Regions from separate parts of the Mus musculus genome. Here all the other regions are linked to region 2. The links are chromatin loops, found by intact Hi-C in ENCODE. Cell type or tissue: gastrocnemius. All regions are shown on one strand.

Region 1 (4,000 bases), 470 kb after region 2:
GCTGGTTTTATGGTCCTTCATTAACCAGGCCTCCTACCTACTTTGAGCCCCCAATCCCTCGAAACCCTCACATCCCACAAGATGTAAGCATAAATTATGGGAATTCTTACCTTGCGTACATACTGTAGCATATCAGTTGTTTTTCTGTCTTTACTTGGGAGGACCATGAGAGCTGACATGTATTTTGCAGCATTAGACATCAAACCAGGGGCCTTACATATGTTAACCAAGAACTCTTCCAATGAACTATGTACCCAGCATGTTTTTCTGATCTTAAAATTGGGTTTTGCCAGTGCTGGAACTCGACTTGGAACATCCACTTTTCGTACATAGATTTTGACAATGTTTTCCAGTACTCTTTGTTTGATAGGAGAAACATGAAAAGTGAGAGCTGTGGACTGGTGTAAGGACAGAAGCTGTAGAGACTAACGCATCTCCTCTATCTGCTGCTTCTCTTGTAAGCATGAAATTTTATATGAGTGGATCAACCCTGCTTACCTGGAAATGGATTATCAAATGCAAATTCAAGAAGAATTTGAAGAAAGGTCTGAAATTCTCCTGAAGGAGTTTCTTAAGGTAGGCCACCATACCCTGGTTTCTATGTGTTGTCTGACATTTCATCTTGGTAAAATTGACTGCATCAAGATTTATTTTCCTTCTTAGTTCAGATGTTTATGTATTCTCTTCAAATGAAATACACAAATCATGATAGTAGGCATTGCTGTCAGGTGTATGCATGATATCCCCAGAATTCTATGAACTCTTTCTTTTAAGGTTTATCTTTTGTTTTTAAATAAAAACATGAATGTATGCACACATGCATGTGGGTGCTTAAATGCCAGAAGAAGGCATCAGATCCCCTGCCCCTGAATCAGTTCCAGATGGGGGTTCTCTGTAAACAGCACTGTAACCACTGCGCCCTCTCGCCTGTATTCCTCCAGGACTGTATTGCTCAGTGTACACCCGCGCACATGCACATTTCTTCCCTAATAGGGACCCTGGTATCTAGTTTGGGTTTTTTTCTTTTCATTTGGTTAGTGTGGTACTTGTTATTTTTAGTAAATAGATTGCTAGTGGATTTTAATAGATAGTTGATCTAATACTGAATGTTTGACCATCATGAGGCAACTTGAGGAGGAAGAGAGCTGAAGTCAGAAGTCATGTCCTGGCTCAGGTGTCCCTGACCTGAGCAGCCGGTCTCACTAGGTGTCTGTTGTGTTCCTGGTTACAATGGGATGAGAGCCACCTTGCCTTACTTACTGTTGTGAGAGCGGAGTGAAATAACACATACTGAGAGAGTACGTCATGACCACGGTGGATACGTGGACATACATTCCCAAGGGCTCTTCCTCCGTCAAAAAGGAGGAGGGGTTCTATAAACTGACTCTGTCAGAATTTCACAGCTGACATTGAATGGTACAGAATTCGAGGGGCATTATCTTGTTACAGAAATAATAGTAGCTAAACCACTGTGTGTAACTCCATCTCCAGGGGACCCATAGGCAATGCACAGATACATAAACATTCAGGCAAAATACCCACATGCATATAATAATTTGTTTTGTTTTGTTTTGTTTTGTTTGTTGTTTTTGAGACAGGGTTTTGCTGGCTGTCCTGGAACTCACTCTGTAGACCAAGGTGGCCTTGAACTCAGAAATCCACCTGTCTCTGCCTCCCAAGTGCTGGGATTAAAGCTCAGATCCCTAGCACCCACATGGGCATGTGGGTTTTTTTGCTTATCTTATGGGACTGGAGACAAGAGGGTGGAATCGCTGGCTACCAACCTAATGGGGAGAGGATCAAGGAACCACAAGCTGCAGGTTCAGTGAGGGACCAGTGGAAGAAATACTTCTCTGGCTTATACCCACGCATGCATGGGTGCATGTATTCATGTGTACATATTCATATACATCACACGTATATATGCAAATAAAAATCTTTAATAATAAATAGACTGACAATACTTGGCTCTTTTTAGGTACAGGTGCCACAGAGATCTTGTGGGAAAGAGGAAATATTCAAATGGCCCTCTCTGGAATCAGCCAGCTGATATCCTACAGAGCTGCTCCTCCTGCTGGAATAGTGAGGGACTGCAGGAGGATTTGCTCACTTCTTTTATTTGCTTCTTTTCCAGCCTGAGAAATTTGCAGAGGTCTGTGAAGCCTTGGAGAAAGGAGATGTGGAATGGAAAAGCCATGGTCCCCCAAACAAAAGGTAGAGGTCGCCATCACAGGCGACTCCATCTGGATTTAGCATCTCCCTCTCATCCGTGTTGCTCATCCCCAGTAGCACACTTGCCTTAACGTTTAGTTCCCCAGGCTGTGCTGTAGCAGGTCCTAGCAGACACTCACTAGTATCATTAAGTTGTGCCATCATTTAGGGAGAAGGGCTCAAAGCTAATGGCCCGCTTTGATTGCTCGGGCAACCTGACGTGTGGGGCTGAGGGGCTGGCCATCGCTGCTTTCCAGGTTTTATGAGAAAGCAGAAGAAAATAACCTCCCTGACGTGCTGAAGGAATGCATGGGCCTGTTCCGCTCTGAGGCGCTCTTCCTGCTGCTCTCCAACCTCACTGGCCTGAAGCTTCACTTCTTGGCCCCTTCAGAAGATGATGAGACTGAGGAGAAAGGAGAGGGGGAGACAGCCAGTGCTGCTGCTGGCACTGAAGAAGGGACTAGCCGACGCCCCTCGGGGCCAGAGAATAATCAGGTGGCCGCTGGCAGTCACAGTCAAGAGAACGGTGAACAGGCAGACCCAGAAGCACAGGAAGAGGAAGCAAAGAAAGGTGAGCTGGTGTTAGGCCCCACCTTTATTTTTACCTGAGACTATTTCACATTCCACGATTTATCCTTGGGTGTCAGAATGACTGTGGTCTAAGGTGTCAGACTCAAATGATTTATCCTTATCCATATAAAAAGTACTTGCCCAGCTCTCCAGGATCTTGAGTTCTCCTAGGAGATGGCAGAGGTCAAATCTATACTCAGAAAACAAAGAGAGCTCACCCGGTGCTGAAGGCTTACATGGCATCTTGTGTCATTCCCTCAGGAGCACGCCCCTCGACTGCTGCTAGTGTTCCCAGTCTGATAAAGTATACTAGATCTTCTCCTCCCAAAAATGTTCTTCCTGCATTCCTTCTCATGCAGATCCGAGCAGTGGCACTTCCTCAGGGACACTTTTCTGTATCACCCTCCCACTGAGGCTGCTCAGTCATAGTCATTCTTTGTCACATGACCCCGTTACAGTGCTGTGTCCATGCTGCCACAGTCTCTGTGAATTCATACGTGCATCAGTCCTGTTGTGTGTGGAGGAGTCATTTGGAGTTGTTTTTGTGTTTGGAGTCATCCATCCCCTTTGGCTCTTAACAGTCTTTCTGTCTTCTCTTCTACATAGCTCTCTAGGCCCTGAAGGGAGAGTTTGATAAAGACATCCCATTTAGGTCTGAGTATTCCAAAATCTCTGTTTCTCCATATTGTCCAGTTGCAGGTCTCTGAGTTAGTCTCCATCTACTGCAAGAAGGAGCTTCTCCGATGGCTGAGTAAGATCTATGGGTCTAGCATAATCTCATTAAGAGTCGTTGTTATGTTCCTTTAGCAGAACACTATTAATTGGTTTTTCTTTAGACCTGTGATCTATCCAGTCTTGGGTTTGGGCCACCAATGCGGTGTCAGGCATGGGCTCCATCTTGTGACGTAGGCCTTAAATCCAGTCAGTGTGGTGGGTCACCCCCACGATGTTTGTGCCACTGTTACCCCAGCATATCTCTCAAACAGTTCACCTTTGTAAATCACACAGCATTTGTGGCTGGGTCAATGGTTCCCTTTTCTTATCTGATAGCATGCAGGGTACCCTCTGGCAATTAGGAGCAGAGCGGCAATAAACATAGATGAGCAATATATCTGAGTAGGATGTAGAGTCCTCTGGGTACATGCCCAGCAGGAGTAGTGATCTTGAGCTAGAGCCATTCCCAGCTTCCTGAGGAACTGCCACACTGATTTTCATGGTG
Region 2 (4,000 bases):
TAGTTGGTGCTGCTGTGACCTGTATAGCCTTGGTTTCCATTTAATTTACTTAGCACAAGCTTTTTTTTCCTCTATTACTTTAAAAAGATTTTATCTTAAAAATCAACTCCCAAAGTGTTAAGCCAGCTCAGTGGGGATAAGAAAATGTTTTTGACAAGTGATGCTCGAAGGACTCTCATCCGTGTGGAATCCTGAGTCCCCCTTCTCTACCCATGAAAATAACTTCAGGCAGATCACCGGCCTAAGCACAAAGCTGAAAACCATGAAACTTCCCAAAGAAAACGCCAGGGGAAATAAATACCTGCAGTCTGAGCCTGAACAAAGATGATCTGAGAACATTAAAAGAACCCTAAATGTGAATCAAAACAGTAGATCACGGGACTTAGTTCTTTTTTTTTTTAATCCGTGCTTTTAAGAAGACATCATCTGGACAATGAAGTAGGAAACCTCAAATTTGGAGAATGAGTTGTAAAACTGTATACCTGACAAAGTTGTATCAAATATATAAAGAGCTCCGACAAATCAATAATAAAATATCAGGACAGCTTTTTTAAAAGTGGGTAAGAGCATGGAGGCTACCTCACAAAGGAAGATTATTAATAAGATTAATAAGACACAATTAAATCCATGGCATTTTAGCTGTGGGTGTGAATCCTTACCCACCATTAATGATTATCATGGAAAACACTGGCAACACAAATATGGAGTCTGTGGGCCAAAGGGCACTGCCATGCCTCTATTAAATGAATACTAAATGATGCAGCTGTCTCAGGCAACTGTTTGACAGTTTCTTCTGAATGTATGCTTCTAGGGATCACGTGCTCACAGTGGTGAGCCGGACTGGAAACCCTGAGAGGAGAGCAGAGCGTGGTCTCCCATTGAGGATGCTCTATCTCGGGTTTTGGTTTAAGATGATTACAATCAGCCTGGCACGCGCCACTTAAGAGACACAAGCATCTGGTGACTATTAACTAAACTCAGTCATGAAAAAGGAAATAAGCCATTTGTGGATACAGTGCGTTGTGCAAATCACTTTACCCATTCTCCAGTACTCTCATTGGTTCTTCCTAAGAACCCAGAGATGGTTTTACAAACACAGAACCTAGAAGATCCAAAGGCCAGCGTGATTCCCAGAGCCACACCCCAAGCTTTGGCCAGAGGACCGCAAGAAAGTAGGAGCTGGGACCCCACATCTGAAGTCCCTCACATATTGCCTTGGTTTCCAAGCTGCATCTCCCTCGCTCTCGGGTGTTGCAAGTTTGCCCAAGGGGCACAGTAAATATCATTCTCCGCAGTTTCCATTACTTGACTCTGTCCATAAATTCAAATTCTGCGTAGTTTCCCTGAAACGTTTGAGAACGGCAGCCGCCGGAAATGCCAAAGCATGAACAGGTGTGGCTTCCTTCCTCGTTTGAAATTTCCCGTTTTCACGCTTGCCAAGCGCTAAGAGACTCCCGACATAGCTACTAATGCTGAGTGTGCATGAGAGAAAGAGGACTGGGAAGGGACAGGCTAAAGTCAAGGTCTGCCGCCAGCCACCAAGTGACGTCATCCTAGGCATTCCCCATCTTTGACGTCACCCTAGGCGTTCCCCATCTTTGAGTGTCAGTTTCCTCACCTGCAATGCAAGGAGCCTGGACCGGAGGGGTTTTCTGTAAGCATTTGTGGCTGCAGGTTTAGTATTCTGCTATAACCTCTCATACTAGCATTTCTTAGACCAAAGGAAAAATGAGGTGCCATTGGGCTGAAAGAGACTCGCCTCTGTATATCCTTGATTGATCATCTTCCAATCCCGTGTCCAAGGAGAGATAAGGAATCAGGCAGTCTCACTGTGTTGTGTGGGCAGGAGGGGGGAGGGTTAAGAGAGAGAGAGAGAGAGAGAGAGAGAGAGAGAGAGAGAGAGAGAGAGAGAGAGAGAGAGACTTGGGGGGATTTATTTGGTTTGTCTGCCTGGATAAAGCCTCTCCCCAGGCCCAGAGCATCTTTCTCCATGCCGGTGCAGTGCCGTCTTTACCACTAGGTGGCAGTAGCCGTCACTTGACAAAGAAAAGGGTGTGGGAAGAGCCAGGGGACCTGCCTGCTTGGAGAAAACTAGGCCAAAGCCTGCTTGTTACATCACTTCTAATCGAAACAGCAGGTTACGTCTGGATTTTTCTTTATTACAGGCAACAATGCTAGGAAGCTTCCTGGCTCCTGTGCATTTCAACACTAAATGTTCGACCTGAAATCAGACATGCAATTCCCAGACCCTGGGCTTGGCAGCAGCAGCCCTGCCTACTTTTCCCTGTGTGCAGGTTTCCCTTCCCGAGGCTTCTTGCTGCCTGCCCCATCACGCTCACAGTCATACTTAAAATGTAGCTCTTGCCTTACATTTTAATCGGTTTCCTTCACCAAGTACTTACTGGCTAATACCACTTAGAATGGAGTAGTTATTTACTGAGCACTGAAGTGATTTGAATATAAAATGTCTCCCACAGGCTCCTGTGTTTGTTAAATGCTTGGTCCTCAGCTGGTGGCACTATTTAGGGAGCTCCTCCCCCTCTCCCCAAGTAGTAGGTCACTGGGAAATGCCTTTAAAGGTTATACTGGTACCAGCCCCTTGCTTTCTCTCTGCTTCCTGTCTATCAGGAGGTGTACAGCTTCCTCCTCATACATTCTAGCCATCACCATGCTCAGAACAAAGTCCTTGGGACCACACAACCATCAACCATCGGCTGAACCTTCTAGAACTATGAGCTAAAACACATCCTTCCTCCTCAGACAGTGTCCTCTCAAACAGTTGGTCAGTGCTAACAAGCTGTCTAATAAGTGTTCTTACTAGGTGCAGAAGCATCATTTGAAATAAGGTTCATATTAATGGCCCTGAGATCAGTAGCTTCCCTATGGCCCTACAATAAGGCAGTGTTTGAGCCCTGCTCTGTGTGCTTCCAGGGACTCGCCCCCTCCCCCCATCTGCTCTTCCTACAAAGAGAAATTGGGCTGCCAAAGGCAAGGGGGCATCAAACACTCCGGGAACCTATAAGTTCCAATGTGGCTACAATTCGGCCACCTCAACCCATGCCATTCAGATCTCAGTGGGTTTGTTCTGTAGTTAGATCCGGTGCTCACTGAGGCCCTGTGATGGAATTCACTGTTTGTTGAACCTGAAGCAGCAGCACCCCTAAAGCAAAGACAGTTTAATTGGTCAGTATTTGCCATGCCTGCCTAGTTACCTAAATGACCTGGGGGGGGGTAACCTAAAAGTGTCGGTCTTTGGACCCCAATACAGATCCGCTGAAACCACATCTGCCTAGCAATCTAATTTTTTTAGCAAGTGAATCAGATGATTCTAAAGGATCAGAAAGTTAGGGTACCACCCTGGGTGGTTGTCATGGCTCCCAGCCCTGTCCCAGTCGATCCCACCACCACCACTGGATGGACTCTTGGCCCAACTCTACAGACTCTGCAAACCTGCCCTCTGCCTCCAGCCCAGCTCCTCGAGCCTCCCCAGCCCACAAGCATGTGAAAATGCCTTCCTTCCTGCTGGGCACTTAAGTTCTCAGGGGAGCTGAGATGGCTTAAATAATGAATGGAATTTTCAGCAGCATTTGGAATTCACTTAAGCAAAGGAAACTCAATAGCCAGAGCGCTCCTTAAGATCCATCCTTTCTCTGGGTGGGAAGGAAGCCGGACAGCTTCTCCCTGATTTCCTAACATACAGATCAGGATACTTCAGTCAGACTTGACTCCTGGCTTCCATATTGCTCATCTGGAAGCTATCATTTCTTCCACTGCCCTAGTGGAGATTTTGAGAATCCCTGAGTTCAGATGGTATTTCAGACCCTGGGGCAGGATGACTGACCCCTATATCTCCATGGAAATCTTCATAGAAACAAACAAACAAACAACAAAGAAGCCCCCAGGCACCACCTAGCCCAGTCCTCTGTCTTCTGATCGAAATCTTTCTTTGCTGTTCCTAATTAAAGTTATCAGAAAGCATTAAATGAGCACAGTTTGCTGG
Region 3 (4,000 bases), 70 kb after region 2:
CTTGAAAATACCTGGCAGTCTTGGGTCCATATTCCGTGATGCAAAGAAATAGCATGGGCTGTGCTACCCACTGTGCTTCCCTACTAGCTACGAGGGCTGTGTGTATTGGCTTCTTTTCTCCTCACTGACCAAATGCCCGACCAAAAGCACATTAAAAGAGGAAGGGGCTATTTGGGTTTAGAGAAGGGATACAATCCATCGTGGAAGTGGAGACAAGGTGGCAGAAACATGAGGCAGAGAATGTATAGGAAGTGGGTCTAATCTGTAACGCCTCAAGGCCCACCCCTAGTGATGGACTGCCACCAGAGAGGCTCTACCTCTTAAAGGGTTCACCTTTTCAAACTTGCACCACCACCTAGGGACCAAGGGTTCAGGCACAGGAACCCATGGAGGACAAATCACGTTCAAACCACAGCACTATGTAAGTTTAAGTTAAAATTAACTGAAAATCTCCAGTTCCAGATTACAGCAGCTAGGTATGACTAGTCGCTATTCTATTAGACAGTGAGGTCAGAGTACTGTCCCAGTGTAGGCTTTTCTGTCAGACAGTGCTGGGCTTGAACATGGCGCGTGGGGGGCAGAGGGGCATGCTTCAGTGTGTGAAGACCCCACCACTTGCTGGCATCATCTGCCTCATTGACCTCATCCGTTAAAATGTGTGTGTCTATGAAGGAGTTAGTAGCGTTTTTACCTGGGGCTGCAGGTGGAAGCCATTGCGCTGTGGGGAGCACAGCCCGAGCAGAGCCTGGGATGGGAGGAGCTATGGTCCTGAACAACCAGCGTTTGAAAACAGAGTAGCAAAGTGGGAGAAGAAATAGCAACTCCCGAAGGAAAAAAAAATACGGACTGTTTTAATCTCCACTGTGCCTTAACAAGCTGTATTTTTTCGGCTAAAAAATTAACTTCTGCCATGCAGATCCCACCAACCACACCTTGGGCCATTCTCTCTTTGTTCTCTATACTCCAGCTATATTGGGTTTCTTGGGTCACTGAATGTCCCAAACAACTCATTTCTTCGGGACCTTCACAATACCTCTCTGCCCTGACTACTCTGCACCTGGTGCTAGGCCAACTCCGCAAAGCCTGTGGATTCCAGGCAAGTGTCTCTTGAAGCCTTGGCTAGACAAAGCCCCGCCCTTAGAGTCCACAGTGCCTGGTCCCAGTCCGTGGCACTCGACACAGGATACAGTCTCTATATACTCAAATGGGCAGTGTTCTGTGTGTCTCTCTTCCCTGCTTGGCTATGCGCTTCCTGGGCACCAAAACCAGATGTGCTTTGGCCACTACTGTATTCCCTGGGCTAACAGAAAGCCTGACACAGAAGGAACACCAAAGCGGACACCTATTGCCGAAGGTCGGGTGGCTCTTCTGAATTCAACTTCAGCAGCATCAAAATGGAAGCAGCAATAACTGTTGCCCTAACTTTATAGATTAGGATAGCTTATTTTAAACTTGAGACCAAAAATTCATAAACATTTTTATCATATAAAGAAAAATGTTAGTTAAGTAAGTCTCTGCCATGAGGCTCCCTGGTGACCCCATTAAAAAGAGACATATCTTAGATCTCAGAGTCAGCCATAAGCTGGGGCCTCCGAGATATCGGGAATGAGACTCAAGGAACTGCAATAAGCTTTGCCCTCGTATCACCCAGTTAATTACTGAATGCCTTGTTTGTTGCTACTTTGAAGTTTAATTTGTTTTCATCTAACGCCTGATGAATTTCATTCCAACCGGAGGAACATTTTCTGTCTTAGCGAATCACCTCCAAATCAATCAAAAGGCAACAAACTTGCCAGGCCTTCCCTTCCCCATCTCTTAAATGAGAATAATTACCATTCTACGTAACACACAGGTTTATAAAGATCATGTGAGGTGACTCATGGGAATTCAGCCAACAAATCCTGCAAGGCGCGCGCGGGGGGGGGGGGGTTGGGGGGGACACGACCTCTTTCAGGAAAGTAGTCTTCTGGCTTCTTCTCCCAAATCTCTGTGCCTACAAATGAGAACTAGCCCAAGGCAAGAGGGAGCTTTACCTTTAAGAAGCATTCTGATATTCTGAGCTTTGACCCCCCAGTAAAGCCAGAAAGATAAAAGATAGAATTGCCAGAACTTTCAGCCTCTTCAGACTGGGCCTGGGGGGGGGGGGGGGGGGGCGGGGCAATGGCTGACTTTACTCACAATTGAGCCCCGGAGCACCAGGTGCTCCTGCCCTACCTAGCCTGCCGCTAAGAATGTCAAAGATGTCGGGGAGGGGGCGGGGTGTGACCTCAAGAGACACAGATCAGCTGGTGTGCAGCTTTTTACTCAGTACCCACCTCCACCCTGGCCAAGGGGAAGCTGCCAAGGAGCAGATTCACCTCCGTACAGCAGAGGGCAGTGGTGAGCTCATCTCGACCCATACCTAGCGCGGAGGGGAGGTTCTGCTGGGTGTGTTCAGAGCTCAGGAGCCTGGATCTGAGCTGAGCCCTCCTGCCCGTCCTCCTTCTCCCCAGACGCCGTGATCCCTTCACCCCAATTTAAATATTTACGCACACAGGCATGGAGACGCGGGGAGGCACATGCCGCCATATATTATTGTTAATAGAGTCGCTGTTGGCTCTCTCATGCAGACGCAACATAATAGCAAGCGTTGTCCAACGTAATCCCCATGAATTACTTATACCATTTAGCATCTAAATTGACCACTTCCTGTTTCTCCAAAATAAGACTGTTGCTTAAAGTTAGGGGGCCATGAGTCCATTTCACCAGGCACTTGGAGAGTCAGTGTGATTCAGTGAAGTATTCTGTTCTAGGCCCAACTCTGACACCGGCTGATGATGCTTGGGGCTTGTTGCTTTTAACCATGTGCTCCAGTTGCCTCTAACTCCTCCCTCCCCAAAAGAAAACATGGACTCTGGCCTCAGCATTCTGTTCATACTTTAGCCTCTGTGGCTGTGGGTTTCTCAGCCTCCTTCGTCATTCAGCGACAGGCAGGGGGGGGGGGGGTGTCCTGTCCCACTTCTAGTCCAGTGAGACCGAGGTGCTGCAGGGTAGGAACTTGGCAGAGCTAAGAGCTCGCTTCTTTCCTTTCTTCAGCCAGTGCTTAAATGAGTAATGGCACCTCGGTGGTCCAGGGCACCGTTTTAAGGTATGTGGGTTTATTTGACTAAATTAGAATGAGGAAACAGGTCAAAAATGAAGTCGGATGATGACTTGAAAGGAAACTGGATTCCTTCGGTCTTTTTTACCTCTGGTAGGTAGGATCCCAAAGGAGCCAGAGTGTCCAGAGGGATCTACAGCTGGGATATTAAACCTGCAGTTTGGCTGCAGGAAATAGGTTTAAGAGGGATGGGCTAGGGAAACAGCCAAATTATGAGGTTGATGACATTTCTGCTCTGTGTTTCTCCTCCCCATCCAGGGCACCTTCACGACCCATTTTCAGGGCAGCTATCCAATGGCTTCGTGGCAGACAGTCCCTCCTGACCACTCCCAGGCTCCTCAACCCCGCCCCCACAAAACTGCCCTGGTTTACTCCAGATCTCCACTTGATTGCAATGTAGGGGAATGCCTTTGGGTCCCTAAAAGACACTTTGTCTCAACAAATTAGGTGTTACTATCTATAAGGGCCAGTCCTGTGCTAGGAAACACTAGGTCATGGCCCTGCCCTTCAGCAGAGGAGTAGAGTGTGTGCCTTCCTGTGTTTGCTTCCTGGCTGTTCTTTACCTCCAGTAGGGGATCTGACCATTTTGGGTAGACTTGAGATTCAAGTTGGATGTAGGCCCTGCCCTTCAAAAGTCCCACACTGGTCCTGAGGAAACACTCACTGCCAAAACCATGGCTGCCCCACCTCCTTTACGCATTGACTTGAGCATCTGCACCCAAAAGCTCTGCACATCTTGTCCACATTCTATCTCGGGGCTCAAATGCCCTACTTATTGATAATGCATCTGAAAGTCTGTTTTCTTCCCTCTCCAAGAGAATTATGTAAACTCTCCTCAATGGAACCCTTTCCAAGAGAATT

Evidence for each region. Peaks named below come from ENCODE experiments on the same cell type or tissue, not always from the same donor. Only the 100,000 strongest peaks of a DNase experiment are listed, where the experiment ranks them.
Region 1: a loop joins it to region 2, with 5 times the contacts of the local background. A loop is called at or near these places in 10 of 42 quality-filtered maps.
Region 3: a loop joins it to region 2, with 2.6 times the contacts of the local background. A loop is called at or near these places in 10 of 42 quality-filtered maps.

Annotation. Positions count from the first base shown.
Region 1 is chr8:94,055,582-94,059,581 of GRCm38, forward strand. It overlaps Ogfod1 (2-oxoglutarate and iron-dependent oxygenase domain containing 1), which reads left to right. Exons shown (of 13, transcript NM_177767.4): 7 at 1-83; 8 at 463-576; 9 at 2,135-2,214; 10 at 2,469-2,782. Among named protein-coding and RNA genes, the nearest start is that of Ogfod1, 20 kb to the left of the region's middle. In gastrocnemius, a CTCF peak has its summit at 2,075; a DNase peak (open chromatin) is centred at 2,084.
Region 2 is chr8:93,590,010-93,594,009 of GRCm38, forward strand. All of the region lies in intron 8 of Gm26843 (a long non-coding RNA gene), which reads right to left. Among named protein-coding and RNA genes, the nearest start is that of Ces5a, 56 kb to the left of the region's middle. In gastrocnemius, a CTCF peak has its summit at 2,028 (motif pointing right); a DNase peak (open chromatin) is centred at 2,022; H3K27ac peaks cover 1,883 bases.
Region 3 is chr8:93,659,554-93,663,553 of GRCm38, forward strand. The region is part of intron 3 of Gm26843 (a long non-coding RNA gene); the gene reads right to left. Among named protein-coding and RNA genes, the nearest start is that of Gm30606, 58 kb to the right of the region's middle. In gastrocnemius, a CTCF peak has its summit at 2,368 (motif pointing right); a DNase peak (open chromatin) is centred at 2,370; H3K4me3 peaks cover 476 bases; H3K27ac peaks cover 171 bases.